Linked DNA regions of Homo sapiens: all the other regions are linked to region 3. Evidence: read pairs that join two places in POLR2A ChIA-PET (ENCODE). Cell type or tissue: GM12878. All regions are shown on one strand.

Evidence for each region. ChIA-PET counts read pairs that join two places held together with the same protein. Peaks named below come from ENCODE experiments on the same cell type or tissue, not always from the same donor. Only the 100,000 strongest peaks of a DNase experiment are listed, where the experiment ranks them.
Region 1: POLR2A ChIA-PET joins it to region 3 with 5 read pairs; 4 of 35 experiments call an interaction of 5 or more read pairs at or near these places.
Region 2: POLR2A ChIA-PET joins it to region 3 with 5 read pairs; 2 of 35 experiments call an interaction of 5 or more read pairs at or near these places.

Annotation. Positions count from the first base shown.
Region 1 is chrX:101,593,079-101,598,078 of GRCh38, forward strand. It overlaps the pseudogene ARMCX7P. Among named protein-coding and RNA genes, the nearest start is that of ARMCX6, 22 kb to the right of the region's middle. In GM12878, a CTCF peak has its summit at 3,197 (motif pointing right); a DNase peak (open chromatin) is centred at 3,123.
Region 2 is chrX:101,234,443-101,239,442 of GRCh38, forward strand. DRP2 (dystrophin related protein 2) reads left to right here. Exons shown (of 24, transcript NM_001939.3): 4 at 1,418-1,581; 5 at 3,177-3,333; 6 at 4,539-4,659. Among named protein-coding and RNA genes, the nearest start is that of DRP2, 17 kb to the left of the region's middle. In GM12878, no CTCF peak of the experiment used is centred here; no DNase peak of the experiment used is centred here.
Region 3 is chrX:101,384,105-101,389,104 of GRCh38, forward strand. BTK (Bruton tyrosine kinase) reads right to left here and starts at 2,087. Exons shown (of 19, transcript NM_000061.3): 1 at 1,958-2,087. RefSeq lists an enhancer at 1,354-1,573. In GM12878, no CTCF peak of the experiment used is centred here; a DNase peak (open chromatin) is centred at 2,167; H3K4me3 peaks cover 2,720 bases; H3K27ac peaks cover 2,833 bases.

The sequences.
Region 1 (5,000 bases), 210 kb after region 3:
TCTTTTAACAGTCTGGCCACTTTTCTGTAGGGCTGCTGCAGTATGCTGGGGGCCCACTCCAGTCCCTAGTCACCTCAGATTTTCCAGTACCTGAAGCTATCACCAGTGAAGGTTGTGAAACAGCAAAGGTGGAAGCCTGCTCCTTTATCAGAGAGCTCCATCCCAGGGAGGTACAGACCTGTTGCTGGCCCAAATGCACCTGTAGGAGGTGGCTGGTGACCCCGGATGGGCGGTCTCTTCCATTCAGGAGGAATGGAATTGGGGACCTGCTTAAAAATATAGTCCGGCCATGTTTTTGTTGAGCAGCTGTGCTGGGCTGGGGGCACACTTCAGCCCCTGGTCACCTCTTAAGGCTGAAGGCTGGAATGGCTGAGTCACCTGAACAGCAAAGATGGTGGCCTTCCTTTCGTCTTGGGAGCTCTGTCCCAGGGAGACCTGAAACCTCTGTCAGACAGAGAACACTGGTGGGTGTAGCCGAAGACCCTGGTTGGGTGGCTCTACCTGGTGATATAGAACAAGTTTGGGGACTCACTTAAAAAAGCAGTCTGGCCATGTTTTCGGGGGCTGTTGTGCTGTGCTGGGGCACCACTTCTGCCCCTGGTAGCCTCAGACACACCAAAGCTTGAAGGCTAGAACTGCTAAGATGTCCAACAACAAAGATGGTGGCCCACCCCTCCCTTTGGGAGTTTTGTCCCAGGGAGTTTTCAAATCTTTTTTGGCCAGAGAACACCAGCAGGGGTTGCTGAACGCCCCAGTTGGGAGGTCCCCCCACAGTGAGGAGGAAGGGATTGGGGAAAAGAAACAGTCTGGCCATGTTTTGATAGAGCAGCTGTGCTGTGCTGGGGGATCCCTTCTGCCCCTGGTCAGTTTGGACTCTCCAGAGCCCACAGGCTGGAATGGCTAAGTCACCCAAATGACAAAGATGGAGGCCCGCCCCTCCCCGTGGGTGCTCCATCCCAGGTAGGTGCCACACTGCTACTGGTGGCTGGCTGGAATTCCAAGCCAGTGGGTTTTATCCTGTGAAGTGCCGTGGACATGGGGCCTGCAGACCATCCCTGCTTGGCCCCCTGGTTTCAGCCTCTTTCCTAGGGGTAGTAGGAGTTCTAACCTACTTTGCTGGAGTTGCAGTTACTTTTGCTGGGAAGCCCAGAGCCAGAGTATTTAAAGCTCCCTGGTCTCCACGTGTGTCTGAATGGCTGCTCTGCCAAGACCCTGCATAGCTCTGTGTGTCAGACTGAAGGCCTTGGTGGAGTGGTTTCATGAGGGGATCTTCTGACCCAAGGGTCGCAAAGATCAGTGGGAGAGGCGTGGGTTTCTGGGGTTGTACATTCACTCACTGCTTCCCTAGGAGGTGGAACTTCCCTTGGCTTCGTGTCGCTCCTGGGTGGGCCATCATCCCGCTTTGCTTTTCTTTGTTCTTCGTAAGTCAAGTTGTTTCCTTGATTAGTCCCAATGCAAGTACATGGACATTTCAGTTGAAGGTGCTGTATTTACTCACCCCTTCTGTTCCTCTCCATGAGAGCCATCCACCCTAGCTGCTTCTAATTGGCCATCTTGGCCACTCCACCTCTCATTTTTCTAACTCACCATTGAGATCTTTAAGTAAACTTTTGTTGAAGTATACTGTATATACAGAAAAGTGCACAAGTGATCAGCTCAATACATTTTCACAAAGTGAGCAAGAAATAAACATGAACCACACACTGGAAGTTCCCTCCAAGTCCCCATCTAGTCACTAATGCATCCTAAGTGTAACCACTATTCTGACTTCTAAAAACATAGATAGTTTTGAATTTTAAAAAACTTTAGGTAAGCAGAATCATACAGTATATATTATTTTGTGTCTAATTTTTTGCTAACATCTGTGAGAGTAATCCATACTGTTGCATGTAGAGTATTCATTGCTATTTATGTATGTACTATATTTTATGTATCCATTCTATTAATGACGGATATTTAGATTGTTTCCAGCTTGGGACTATTATGAATAGTGCTGCTATGAACATTTTTATACATGTCGTTTGGTAAATATATGCATGCATTTCTCTTGGGTGTAATGTCATAAATTGTGCACAGTTTTACTCTGAAAACAAAATTAGGGGGTAGAGCCTGGAGTATAGTGAACTCAGCAAGGCAAATTCTATCTCATGGGGGCCTGTTGGGAAAACTAGGTGGTCTTGTCCAAGAGACCGCTCTGTTAATTTCCATGTCCCACTGAACTTAACACTTGACACTTCAGCTAGACTGTGTATTGCCTTAAATACTATTCTCAGAAATAACCAGTGGTGTCATTCTAGCAAGTATCACTCCAGAAAACTCCTTATACGTACAAAAGGCATAAAAAATCTTTTTAAAAAGTCATTATTTCCAAGAAAAGTGAGCAGAGGCAAGAAAAATGTAATTAAACATATTTATCTCTCCATGCCTTGTTTTATGAAATCTGCTTTTTTCATGGGTCTAAGCAAGATGATGGATATTAGTTGCTGAGGGGAGGGGAAGTAAAAAGACGTGCTGTTGCCCAGTATTCTAGGATGAAGATAAAGAAGTATAAATACAAAGAAACAGTTGCTCCAGGAGAAGATAAGAAAGTATCAGAATAAGTTTTGTCTCTGGAAATCAGAGAAAAACAAATTCCAACAAAATGGTAATGCACTTTCTTTTGGATTCCAGGATTGGTGAAGAAAAAAAAATGAGTAACAGGTCTGGTGTGCTGGGGGGAAGAGAGAGAGGCAGGCACACTCTTGCATCACTACTGGTGGCAACCATGGCTCATTAGTGACATATATCTCAGGTGACCAAGATCTGTGGGAAAGTCAAATCTTTTTGATCCAGCCATCAGCTCTCTGCTGTTGACCTCAGAGAGGCACGTTTGTAGATGAGTGAAGAAAGAAGAAACTGCTCTGGTTATGTGCAGGGTGGTGTGAGAATGAGGATTGCCTGGGAAGTCTTAGGGTCAAGATTGGGACAGAGTCATCTTCCCCTACACTCTCGCCCCACCCACCAGCTTATTTTAGTTCTCTAAATGGTGCATAGGATCGGGGGAGAGTTGGTGTTGCGGAACCGAGAGTGAGAGGTGAGAAATGTTTGACAGAGTCCAGAATCAGTAAAAGGAACTGTGGCCTATCACCCAGCACTGTGTTCACCCACCCTACTGATAGATATTGGTTTGTTTGTCTGTCTGTAGGGGGCAGTGCAACCCAAGAAAAAGGAAGAAGAAAATTACAGGTTATCTGGCAGAGACTGAAGAAAGAATGTATTCCTTCAAGGATATGTGGAGCCAGAACCTGTCACAAGAGGGTGGTACACACAAGTGCTAAACTAGAACTTGCCCTTCTACTCCTGTCCTGTTTTCGGAAAACCCTTAATCCCAATCCTTTATGGCTCTGGGAAAGCAGTGTCAAAATCTATAGCACAGAAAGGGGAGTGAGGTGAGGTAGATCAGAAAAGTGGGCATTCATAGGAGAAGGGCGAGGAATAAAGTGGCAGGAGGCCAGGGTGGGGAAGATGGGTGTGCCTGAGACCTAAATGGGAGACTCTGGAAAGTTATATTCCTCACTCTGGAGTGGATGCACCTGAAACTTATGTGTCAATGCATTTACCAATCTCTATCCTCTTTTCTCTGTCTACCTGTAGACAATAATCTAAGTAAGGGAGGAAAGAAATTGCTCCACAGAGTGTGATATGCTGGAGATAAGGGGTGGAAACGAGGCGTCCGAGGCAGACTACAGAGTCCAGAGGCAATTCAGCTTCTCCCTCTCACAGCCTTTGTTTTTTTCTCCTCTTATATTGGTGCTGGAAAAAGATAAATGCTGCACCTGTGGGAAAATAGTGGAAATGAGCTTGAGGGAGGTTAAACCCCAGAGGAGGAACATTTGAAAATTAAGACCTTCAATCCGGAAATAGAGATACTGATACCCTTGTATCCTGTGCATTGACATGTCTCTTTGGGGAGACTCATCTGAAAGCTTTATGTGTTTGCATTGCTGCTAGGTCCATGTTGGATGGCAATTAGATTGATTGTGTCCAGGAAAAGAATGTCTAACAATCTCCTTCCTAGAATGCCACAACTAGAGCACCTTTTAAAGAGTGATGCCCATCTGTGACTTGCATTAGATGTGGGATATACTCAGACTGACGAATTTGTGAAAGAAGATATGGAAGTCTGGTCTACAAGTTGACACAGTGTTCATCCACTTATCAGAAGAAGGCACAACCAAGCAAGAAAAACAAAAAGAGCGTGGGAGCTGCAGACAGTGGGGAAGACAGGCAAGGTCCATGATCTTCAGTCAAGAACTGAGGATAAGCCAAGCCCTGGGGATCAGTCTGACAATAATCATGGGCAGTAAGAACTCTCAGCCTCTCCAAAAGCAAACCATCGAAATAAAAATGAATGACCTATTCCCCCAATGAAAATAAAAAAATTTCTGGGTATGCTCAAAACTTTAAAAATGGCAGTTGTGTTCTAGACCTCTCCAAGTGTCTTTTCATTCAGGGAAAACTGTTGTTTGCCGAGCCCAAGGATGCGGGCTTTCCATTTAGCCAGGATATCAATAGCCATTTGGCCAGCCTCTCAATGGCTAGAAACACGAGCCCCACTCCAGACCCCACTGTTAGAGAGGCTTTGTGTGCCCCGGATAACTTAAATGCGAGTATTGAAAGTCAGGGCCAGATTAAGATGTACATCAATGAAGTGTGTCGGGAGACTGTGTCACGTTGCTGCAACTCATTTCTGCAGCAGGCCGGATTAAATTTGTTAATAAGCATGACAGTTATTAATAACATGCTTGCCAAGTCCGCTTCAGACTTGAAGTTTCCTTTGATATCAGAGGGAAGTGGATGTGCTAAGGTTCAGGTTTTGAAACCGCTGATGGGTTTGTCTGAAAAGCCAGTCTTGGCGGGGGAGTTAGTCGGTGCCCAGATGCTCTTCTCATTCATGTCCCTCTTTATCAGAAATGGAAACAGAGAGATTCTCCTGGAAACCCCTGCCCCATAAACGGCCC
Region 2 (5,000 bases), 150 kb before region 3:
TGATTCACCAGCCAGGCCCTGACATAGCCGCCCCCTCCAGATTCCTGGGGGGTCAGTAAACAAACAGGGTGACCCCTGCCTCCTGGCCTGGCTCAGCCCCTCCTGCCTCCCTGAGAGGGCTTGCTCAGAGCCTGTCAGGATTCTGCCTGTTTGTGGCTCACCAGACACTAGGTCTGGATTCCTGGTGAGGGATGATCATGGAGCTGCCGGATCCTGCTATGGACTCCCCAGGCAGCACAGGTAGGATCAGCTCCTGGGGCTGCAGGCTGGCTGAGTGCTGAGCTTTTCCCATAGCTTGACTGCTTCCTCACTTCCCTTTCTCGGTGTGGCTGTGAGCTATGGTTTTAATGGGATGATTGGTTTCCTAAATTGCCTGGAGAGTCTTGTGTGGGAAAGAAGTATGGTTGGGGGCAAGGGGAGACTACAAGAGTCTTGGCCACTGACTAGCAGGGCCATTTTCTTTGCAAATGAAGGCAAGCATGTAGACAAGCAGGTAGGCAGGTGTGGGTCTCCCTAGTCTGGGGTAGAGCAGCCCAGGCTGATTTCCTCCTCCAATTCCCCTTCCCTCTGCCTGCTCCTGCCCCCTGGCTGGGCAGTTCTGACACTGTTCTATAGGTAGCTACCTTCCTTAGGGCTATCCGGGATAACCACCATTCCCCCAAACCCCACAATTACCCCCATAGGGCCTTACCAGTGCCCAGGAGAGCAAGCAATAGACTGTGTGCCTGAGGGCTCAAGACTAGACTTTGGCAGGCTCCATGGCTTGTCCTCTTGGCCATCAACTCTGGTCAGAGTCCTCTGCTCATCTTTATGAGCAGTTCTCTTGAAGACTGTGTCCAGGCTTCCTGACTGTGGTGGACACATCAAAGCCAAGTTTCATATGGGAAGTAAGACGTGGACCACTGATAGTTCTCTCTTGCCAGTCTACTCCCTCTATAAATCTTTATGGAGAAACTCCTCAGCTTGCTTTTCTAGAAGGTTGGGTAAACTGTAGGACCCTGAAGTATGAGCCAACAGCTTACCTGCAATGGTATGGTTGCCCATAATTTGGGCAATTCTGTGCAGCTTCTTACCTAATGCAGGTACTTCCAAGACCCCATCTGGGCAGTGGTCCTGAGGAGTGGGGGCCCAGCTTGGGAATGTTAACCTTTCCCTAGGTCCAAAATTTATAATCATGAGTAACAATAATAGTAGGCAGCAGTTCTATGTAACTGACCTGTACCAAGAGAAGACTTGGCAATGAACAGGACCACAGGGTCTTTCTTCATCTCAGTCCCTGAACACACAGAGAATAGCATTTCTGAACCCTGGCAGCAACCCTTCTCTCCCCTTGTTCACACTTGTCTCACCCTTGGCTTGGTGCAGACCAGGGTGTGGCACAATCCAAGGATCACAGGATGTTTGTGTTTCTGTCCAGGTTAGAGCTGCTGTCACCAGCCCTGCACCTCCTCAAGATGGTGCTGGGGTTCCCTGCCTAAGCCTAAAGCTGTTGAACGGGTCTGTTGGTGCCTCTGGACCCCTGGAACCACCAGCCATGAATCTGTGTTGGAATGAAATAAAAAAGAAGTCTCACAACCTCCGGTAAGAAACAGGTGCCTTAGGGAATTGGCTTAGATGGTGTTGGGCTCCTTTTGCTGCTGCACCCTGTCCTTCTCCTCTCAGCCTGTGCATCCCCCTTTCCTTAGCCCACCCACTTCTCCCTTTCCTACACTGGCACTGGGGAAACAGCCTTGCTTTAGAAGTCAGGAGACTTGGATCTGAGCCTCAGTTTTAAGTAGTTGTGTCACCCTGAATACTTTGTTTGAGTTCTCGAAATGTTAGCTTCCATTTGTTTTTTATAAGGACAAAAAATGAGTGGAGGAATAATACCTGTTCTAACTACCTCACAGTGTGGTCATAGGAATTCAAATCAGATGTGGAAATGCTTTCTAAACTTAAAAATGCCGAGGTATAAATGAAGGGGATGATTGCTCCCTTCTCCTCTTCCTCTCATAGCTGTCCTATATCTTGGTAGGTCTCATCTGTTCACTTCCCCATCCTTTTACGTTCTATCCATAAGTTTTCAGCCCACCTATTTCTCCCCAAACTAAGGGTAGCTCTGTAAGAGCCTGAAGTCAATTTTTTTCTCAGTTGATCGGCTTTCCCTAGCTGTCTGTGCATGCCTGCCACTTTTTTTCTCCACCCTCTATCATCAAAGTCCAAGCTTCTGGCTTCTGATGGGCTTTGTTAGGGGTGAGGCATTGTGGATAAGTTGAAAGAATGCAGGCTTTGGAGTCAGGTAAACCTGAGTTCAAATCATCGCTCTATCAATGACTTAACTGTGTGACCTTTGGGAACCTACTTACCCTTTCTGGGCAATAGGAATGCCTACTTAATAAGGTTTTTGTAAGAATTAGTTGAAGCAATAATTTAGGTAAAGATCTTGGCCTAGGTGGTGGTGAGGGGGGGGCAATGAATAAAGATAGTTATTATTGTCAGCCAAGGGGAATGGCTTGATGGCTGCACATATCCTTGGCCAGCCTCCAGCTTCCTACCATGGTTCATTTGGAGGGCAGCGGGGTAGGAGGGCAGACAGAGATAATTATACAGTACAGATTTTTCTGTTTCCATATCTCAGACCTCTAGCCAATGTTCCTTTGGGTCCCAAGGACTGTTATATTCGTATGCATCCTTGCACATGTGCATGCCTATACTCAACCACCCAACTTGCCCTTTCCACTTACTGAATCCTCTCCTGCTCAGAGGGCAGTTCGGAACAGCCTCTATGGTTGAGCAGTTTGGCATGACTTGAATTCTACCAGGGCAAGAGGGGAACCAGACAGCTGTCACCTCTAATGCCCTTGTTCAGTTTCCTACCCTTCCCAGCCTGATGTTTGGCATGCAACTGAAGTAACTGAGATCCACAAAGTGACATTTTAAGCCATTGAAGTTTGGGATGCCTCCACACCCATGGTTCTACCTACTGGTTTTAGTACTGTGCTCTATGTGGAGGTGCCTTGGGACCCTCTTTGGGTGGGTAAGAGGGAGGACTCCAGGCCTCCTCCCACTTGAACCAGAAAAGCTCCTCCTGAATTTGTTTTCTATATTAAAGTTCCATATAACTTAGTTTGGAAAAAAAAATGTTTTGCCACTTAAAAAGAAGACTGAACATCACTGGTTTTACTCATTGTGTGCAGCGCTCGCCTAGAGGCCTTCTCAGACCACAGTGGAAAGCTTCAGCTCCCTCTTCAAGAGATTATTGACTGGCTCAGCCAAAAGGATGAGGAGTTGTCAGCTCAGCTGCCCCTACAGGGGGATGTGGCCCTGGTGCAACAGGAGAAGGAGACACATGCGGTAGGTTAGAATCAGAGAAGCCGTGGTGTGTAGCCTCTCAGCTGGGGAGGAATCCCTTCTTCAGTACCCTGACAGACACCCAGCTCTGCTGAGACACCTAAATGAATAGGAGGCTGTATGCAGTCCTATTAGTCTGTGGCTAGCATGCCACAGCCTAAGTCAAATATTTTCTTTCTACCCCTCCCATCAAATTCTAGCCTCCCTTAAAATACTGCCATGATTTTTAATGGGAACATGGGGAAATGAACATAACATAATGCTAAGTGAAAAAACACAGGATACAAAACTAAGTGCAAGTGGATCTCAATTGTATAAAAATGTATATAGATGAGTGTGATGTTTACATACATATAACAGCATAGGAAGGAACTATATCAAAATGTTAACAATGGTTAACTCTAGGTAATAAAATTGGAGTTCTTAATTTTCTTCATATCTTTCTGAAATTTCTAATATTTCTGTGATATATATTACTGCTGTAGTTAAAATACTTCTTAAAATGACTACAGAATGAAATATAATACAGCAATAAAATAAACTATAACCACGTGCCACAGCATGGGTGAATCTTACAGACAGACAATATGTTGAGTGAAAAAAAGCCGGATACAAAAAGAGTATATACTGTATGATTCCACTTATACAAAGTTTAAAAATAGGCAAAACTAATCAGTGATTTTACAAGTAAAAATTGTGGTCACCTTTGTGGGAGGGGAGGGAGGGGTGGGGCATGAAGGTGAGATAGTGACTAGGAGGGCCCACCTGGGATGCTGATAGAGTTCTGTTTCTTGATCTCAGTACTGGTTACATCAAGATGTACAGTTTTAGTTTGTGTATCCCGTATATATTTCAACCAAAAATTTAATTATAATTTTAATATAAATCCTGCCTATCTTGGTTTTGATTTCCATAAGACCCTTACAGGAAGCTTTCTGAGTCTTCTGGAGAACCAAGATCCCCACATTTTTCTCTATCCTGTGGCATAGACAGACAAATTTCATACTAAACAGACCTTCCAGTGTCAGAGTTATTTTTCTGTCTATCAGGAGGATTGCACGCCTTTTTGTCTAGGTAGTTCAAAGATACCTGATAATGCCAAAGAATCAAGACACACTGAGAAGAAGAAAGGTTGTCAATTGCAGGATGGAATGTAAAGTGATTGAAAAACTTTCCTTTCCTGTTGACCATATTGCTAAACTTTATAGGCCTTTATGGAAGAAGTCAAGTCTCGGGGCCCCTACATCTATTCTGTGCTGGAGTCAGCTCAGGCCTTCCTGTCCCAGCACCCATTTGAGGAGTTAGAGGAGCCTCATTCTGAGAGCAAAGGTAGGTGGTCTTCTGTTTTTCCCACTTCTTCTTGAGCCATGTACTGCTGAATGCTGAACAAACACCCTCCTGCCTTCCCCAAACTCATTTTCTTACCTGTTATCTAGGAGGATAGTTTCCCCCAGGAGTCCATCCAAAGTTGGGGGGAAGCAAGATTCCTACTGCAGGAAAAAAAGCAAAGAGAATATAGCCTGGAGCAGGGGTCAACAGTTGTGTGACCCAAAGCTGTATGTGGCTCTTTGGAGCAGCATGTGTGGCCATTTAATGAGATGTGGAAAAGAAAAACAAAAAACCACTCAAATGAATTGAACTGACTCAATGAATAAAAGTACCAGTATGTC
Region 3 (5,000 bases):
CGCCCAAACTTTGGTTTTCGAAAGCTGTATCTTCCCTTTATACCTAAGTCACTTCCTGATATGGGTCTAGTCCACTGAAAGGAAACTCTATAGGAAATTTGCTCAAATGGAAATAGCAAATCATAGTGATAATTTAAAATTGCACCAATCCCCCATAACTGGATGGAAAGTTACATTAGTTCGCACCATAAGGAGTTTACAAAGAATTCCAGGGTGGGTGCGGTGGCTCACGCCTGTAATCCTAGCACTTTGGGAGGCCCAAGCAGGCAGATCACCTGAGGTTGGGAGTTCGAGACCAGCCTGACCAACATGGAGAAACCCCGTCTCTACTAGAAATACAAAATTAGCTGGGCGTGGTGGCACATGCCTGTAATCCCAGCTACTTGGGAGGCTGAGGCAGGAGAATTGTTTGAACCCGGGAGGCGGAGGTTGCGGTGAGCTGAGATCCCGAGATCGTGCCATTGCACTCCAGCCTGGGCAGCAAGAGTGAAACTCCGTGTCAAAAAAAAAAAAAAAAAATTCCAAACAAAAATATCAATAGCCATACGCAATGGAAATTTGGACTTCAACACAAGCAAGCAGTTTAAATAGTTTGAATATAAAAGGAGTCAGAATAGACAGGACAAGCCCTAAGGGACACTGTTTGGGTATAATGCTTTAGGTTGCCATGAGTATTTGCATTTTGTGGCTTATTTGGAAAGTGACATTATTTTATCAAATAACTGAGGCTCCAGAGAGGCTGGAGTCTGGGCAACTTATCCAAGGATGTCTTGATTGGGGTCACCAATCACTTTTATTCTAAATGTCATATTATTTGCTCTAGGTAGGCCCTCTGGGGGACATTGGCAGGTCTGAGGCAGAGTAAAAATTATAGCAAATACTGAGATCCAGCACTTACTATTGCCAGGCCCTGTTTTAAAAGCTTTACATGTATTTGCACATTTACTGCTCACAACCACCTTATGGGGAAGGTGCTAGGCAGGCAGGGAGGAGGAAATGGAAAGGGAAAGGAAAAGGGAAAAGAGCGGGGGAAGAAAGGAGCAAGAAAAAGTCAATGCAATTCGGCAATTATTTGTTAAGTGCTAACTGTATGTCAGGGTCTGGTAATCAACAGAACAGAGGAGGGTATAATGAAGAGGGGATATAGGTAGAGAAAAGAGGATGAGTGGGAAGAGGAGGAGGTTGGAGAGGAGGAAAGGAAAGGAGAAATAATGAAGACAAGAGAAAAGCAAGCCATGCACATGGAGGGCAATGGTAAGAGGAGAAACCTTTGCCACAACCTCAAGGGTTGGCCGCACTGTCTGGGCTGAGGCAGAGGCTGCTTTCTCCTGGCCCAGTCTTTTACCCATTGTTACCACGAGGTTGGCACAGCTTCCACACAGTCCTTTAATAAGCCAGCTCTGACCCTGGCGACATTTGGCCTGGTACAGCTCAAGGCAGGTAGCCTACACCCTGGCCTAGCCAGGCCTTTCCCTAGCTCACAAAGGTCAACTTCATAACGTGGAGCGTGAGCTTTTACCATGTTCTCAGAGAATCTGCCTCTTAGTATTTCTTTTTCTAAAGGCTTCATTGACCCATGTATCCCTATTGAGTCTTCAAGCACTATTTGACAGAAGGGCTTGTTTTTATCTGACTGCTCCCTGCAATATTACTTTTCCACTAAGTTTGCCAGAGGTACCCCTTTCTAACATTTGCTACCTGTTCGGATGGTCACCTCATGTCACATTTTTCTCTTCCTGTTCCGCCCACCCTCAGCCCTTGTCGGAAAGGACCCTTTCGGCCTCTCTAATCACCAGAAGGGACTGCCAGGGCCTTGTGCTGATGACACTCCCACCCTCCGTCAGCCTCCTCCACTAGCTGATAAATGGCACCAGCCATGCTGTCTCTCTGGTTTTTAGGGGTCCCAAGCAAGGTACATTGCTGCTGCTGCCCAGCCCCTGCCATACCCCAGACCCACCTCAGTCCTGACTTAATGCAGGTAGCTTCCCAGATGCATTGAGATGCCAGGACTTGGAAGGTGGGACTCGATCGCAGCAGACACTGGCCCTGGAGACATATTCTTACAGTCCAGAGAGGAAGGACAGTCTGAGCAAACCCCACCCTTTCACAGCCACTCAGTTCCCTTTTTTTGCTTCCTGACCTAAACCAATGTCTTTTTTTCTTCTCAGCAGCATGCTATCTGGTTCCCTGCTGCCGTCCCTATTCCACCCCCTCAACTGTCCCCGCCCTTCATTTGCTTGGGACCTCTGACACTACTATCTTGAGTCTATCTTTGAAAGAACCTTTCTCAACATGACTGGGGCCACTGAGACTCTAGATGGGGCTGGCCTGAGCAGACAGGTCATCAAGCTATCCTCCCAGAGGTAAAGGGACAACATACCTAAAGTACTATGAAGACAGTCAGCACAGGGAGAGGGGCTTACAGGAAAGAGGAGAGATGCTGGGGGCTGGCAGACACAGAGCAAAGAGACTGGCCAGGAAGAGCGTTTTTCGAGTCTCCTGTCCTCCGGGGCAGAGGAGTCTCAGGGACACACAGTTGAACTTGATAGTGAAGGGACCCCAAAGGACAAAACAAGACAGAGGTAGAGACAAGACTTCCCCGTGCTGAGTCATTTTCTAAGAAAGCATTTTTCCCCTACAGATAAAAATGTCGGAATATAAGCCCACAGAAATACTTGTGCCCTTCCCCATTTTCTGTGGATGTTGACTTTCTCCATTTAAGATTTGGCCTCAGGGATTAACTCTCAATGTCCACCTTTCTCTTGAGTCCTGTAAACCGGTAAAGCAGACTAGGTATGTCACTTGAAGCCTGGAGGTTTTCTCAGGGGCCCCCTACATTATGCTCCAACTGCAATGATTCCCCCAGGGATTCTCCTAGGAAATGCAGCCAGTATTGAATGCAGACCATGATGGTGGAGCCCCTGCTGACTGATCTGCCTGCCCACCTTGACACCTCGGGCACTGCCATATTTCCTTGCCCCAAGGCACTGTATCCTAATGTAGAAACAGATCACAGGTCCCACTACAATTTCATCCGAAGTTTTAAGTCAACAGGACCTTATTTTTTTTTCTTTATTTTGTCTAAAAAACAAACAAACAAGCAAACAAAAAAAATGGGGTATATGTGCAGAAGGTGCAAGTTTGTTACATAGGTATATGTGTGACATGGTGATTTGCTGCACCTATTGACCCATCCTCTAAGATCCCTCCCCTCACCCCCAAGCCCCAACAGGCCCTGGGACCTTTTTTTTTTTTTTTTTTTTTTGAGACAGGGTCTTGCTCTGAAGCCCAGGTTGGAGTGCAGTGGCGTGATCATGGCTCACTGCAGCCTCCACCTCCTGGGCTCAAGTGATCCTCTCACCTCAGTCACCCTAGTACCTGGGACTATAGGCACACATCACTGTGCTGGGCTAATTTTTCTACTTTTTGTAGAGATGGGGTTTCACTATGTTGCCCAGGCTGGTCTCAAACTCCTGGGCTCAAGCGATACTCCTGCCTTGGCCTCCCAAAATGCAGGGATTACAGGAGTGAGCCACCTCTCCCAGCCATCAACAGGACTTTAAATAAAAACATTTAAAGTATTTGTAGACTGATGATAGAGTGGTTGATACTCACATTTGCACAAGACAGATGGACAGCATGTGTTGTATGATTGCCTTACTTTATTGACAACGTCTATCCTTTCGCTAGTCACCCCCAATAGCTGTTCCACTCACCTGCCTGAGGGTTGGCCACAGGCATTCATCTTCCCTCCTCTTTTCTTCAGTTTTTTTTTTTTTTGAGACGGAGTCTTGCCCTGTCGCCCAGGCTGGAGTGCAGTGGCATGATCTCGGCTCACTGCAAGCTCCACCTCCCGGGTTCACGCCATTGTCCTGCCTCAGTCTCCTGAGTAGTTGGGACTACAGGTGCCTGCCACCACGCCTGGCTAATTTTTTGTATTTTTAGTAGAGACGGGGTTTCACCATGTTAGCCAGGATGGTCTCGATCTCCTGACCTCGTGATCCACCCGCCTCAGCTTCCCAAAGTGCTGGGATTACATGCGTGAGCCACCGTGCCCAGGCTCTTTTCTTCAGTCTTATGCCACTTGTTGTCACATGCCCTGTCCTTTCTCAAGATCCATCTTGGGGTGGGGACTGGGAGGTGATAGGCATCCAATGGGAGAGCTAAACAAGAGAGAGAGAGGAGCACAAGGGAAAAGAGCAAGTAGACGTAGGCTTTTCTTCACCCTCTGCCCACGACCACTCCCCTAGCACACTCATCCATACTGACAGAAAGACTGTACTCAGATAGTGCAAATAAACAGCTGAGTGTCACCTGAAGAGATTCCCAATGCAATATAAGGTTCTATTCTTGGTGCTATCCTGTTCAGCATTTTTATTGATCATCTTTGAGGAAAATATAAAAAGTAGCCCGGTTAGTCTATGAATGGTGCAAGGCTTTGTGTGCTAGACTGGATGACAGAAGAGGGCAATTAGTTCCCAAAAAGATCTTGATCACCTGGTGTGAGAAGCCAAATTCCACAAAGTGTATTTTACCAGGGCTAAAGGTGATGTCTCATAATTGGGCCCCAAATTTGAACTTCAAATGACTCCAGGAGAAAGTGGAGTAGCAGTAGCATTTGTGAAAATGGTTCAGGGGTTTTTGCTGATAGTAATCAAAAGGCATGTCATCAGTTAACATGGCTTCCAGAAAAGCCAAGGTGACATTGAGGCTTCCTTATGGAAGTAAAATATCTAGACAGAGGAAGGTAACATGCCACTTACTCTGCAAAGCCAGACCACACCTAGAGTCCTGCATTCAGTTCTGAGTGCCTCGTCTTAGGGGAAATTAATGAGCAGGAGCATGTCCAAAACAGAGAACAGCTCAAGCGATCCTCCCACCTCGGTGTCAGCATTGGTGTACAAACTTTCACTTATAGGATGTATAAGCTCTGGGGATCTAATGTGCAATATAGTGACCATAGTTAATAATACTGTATTATTGAAATTTGATAAGAGAGC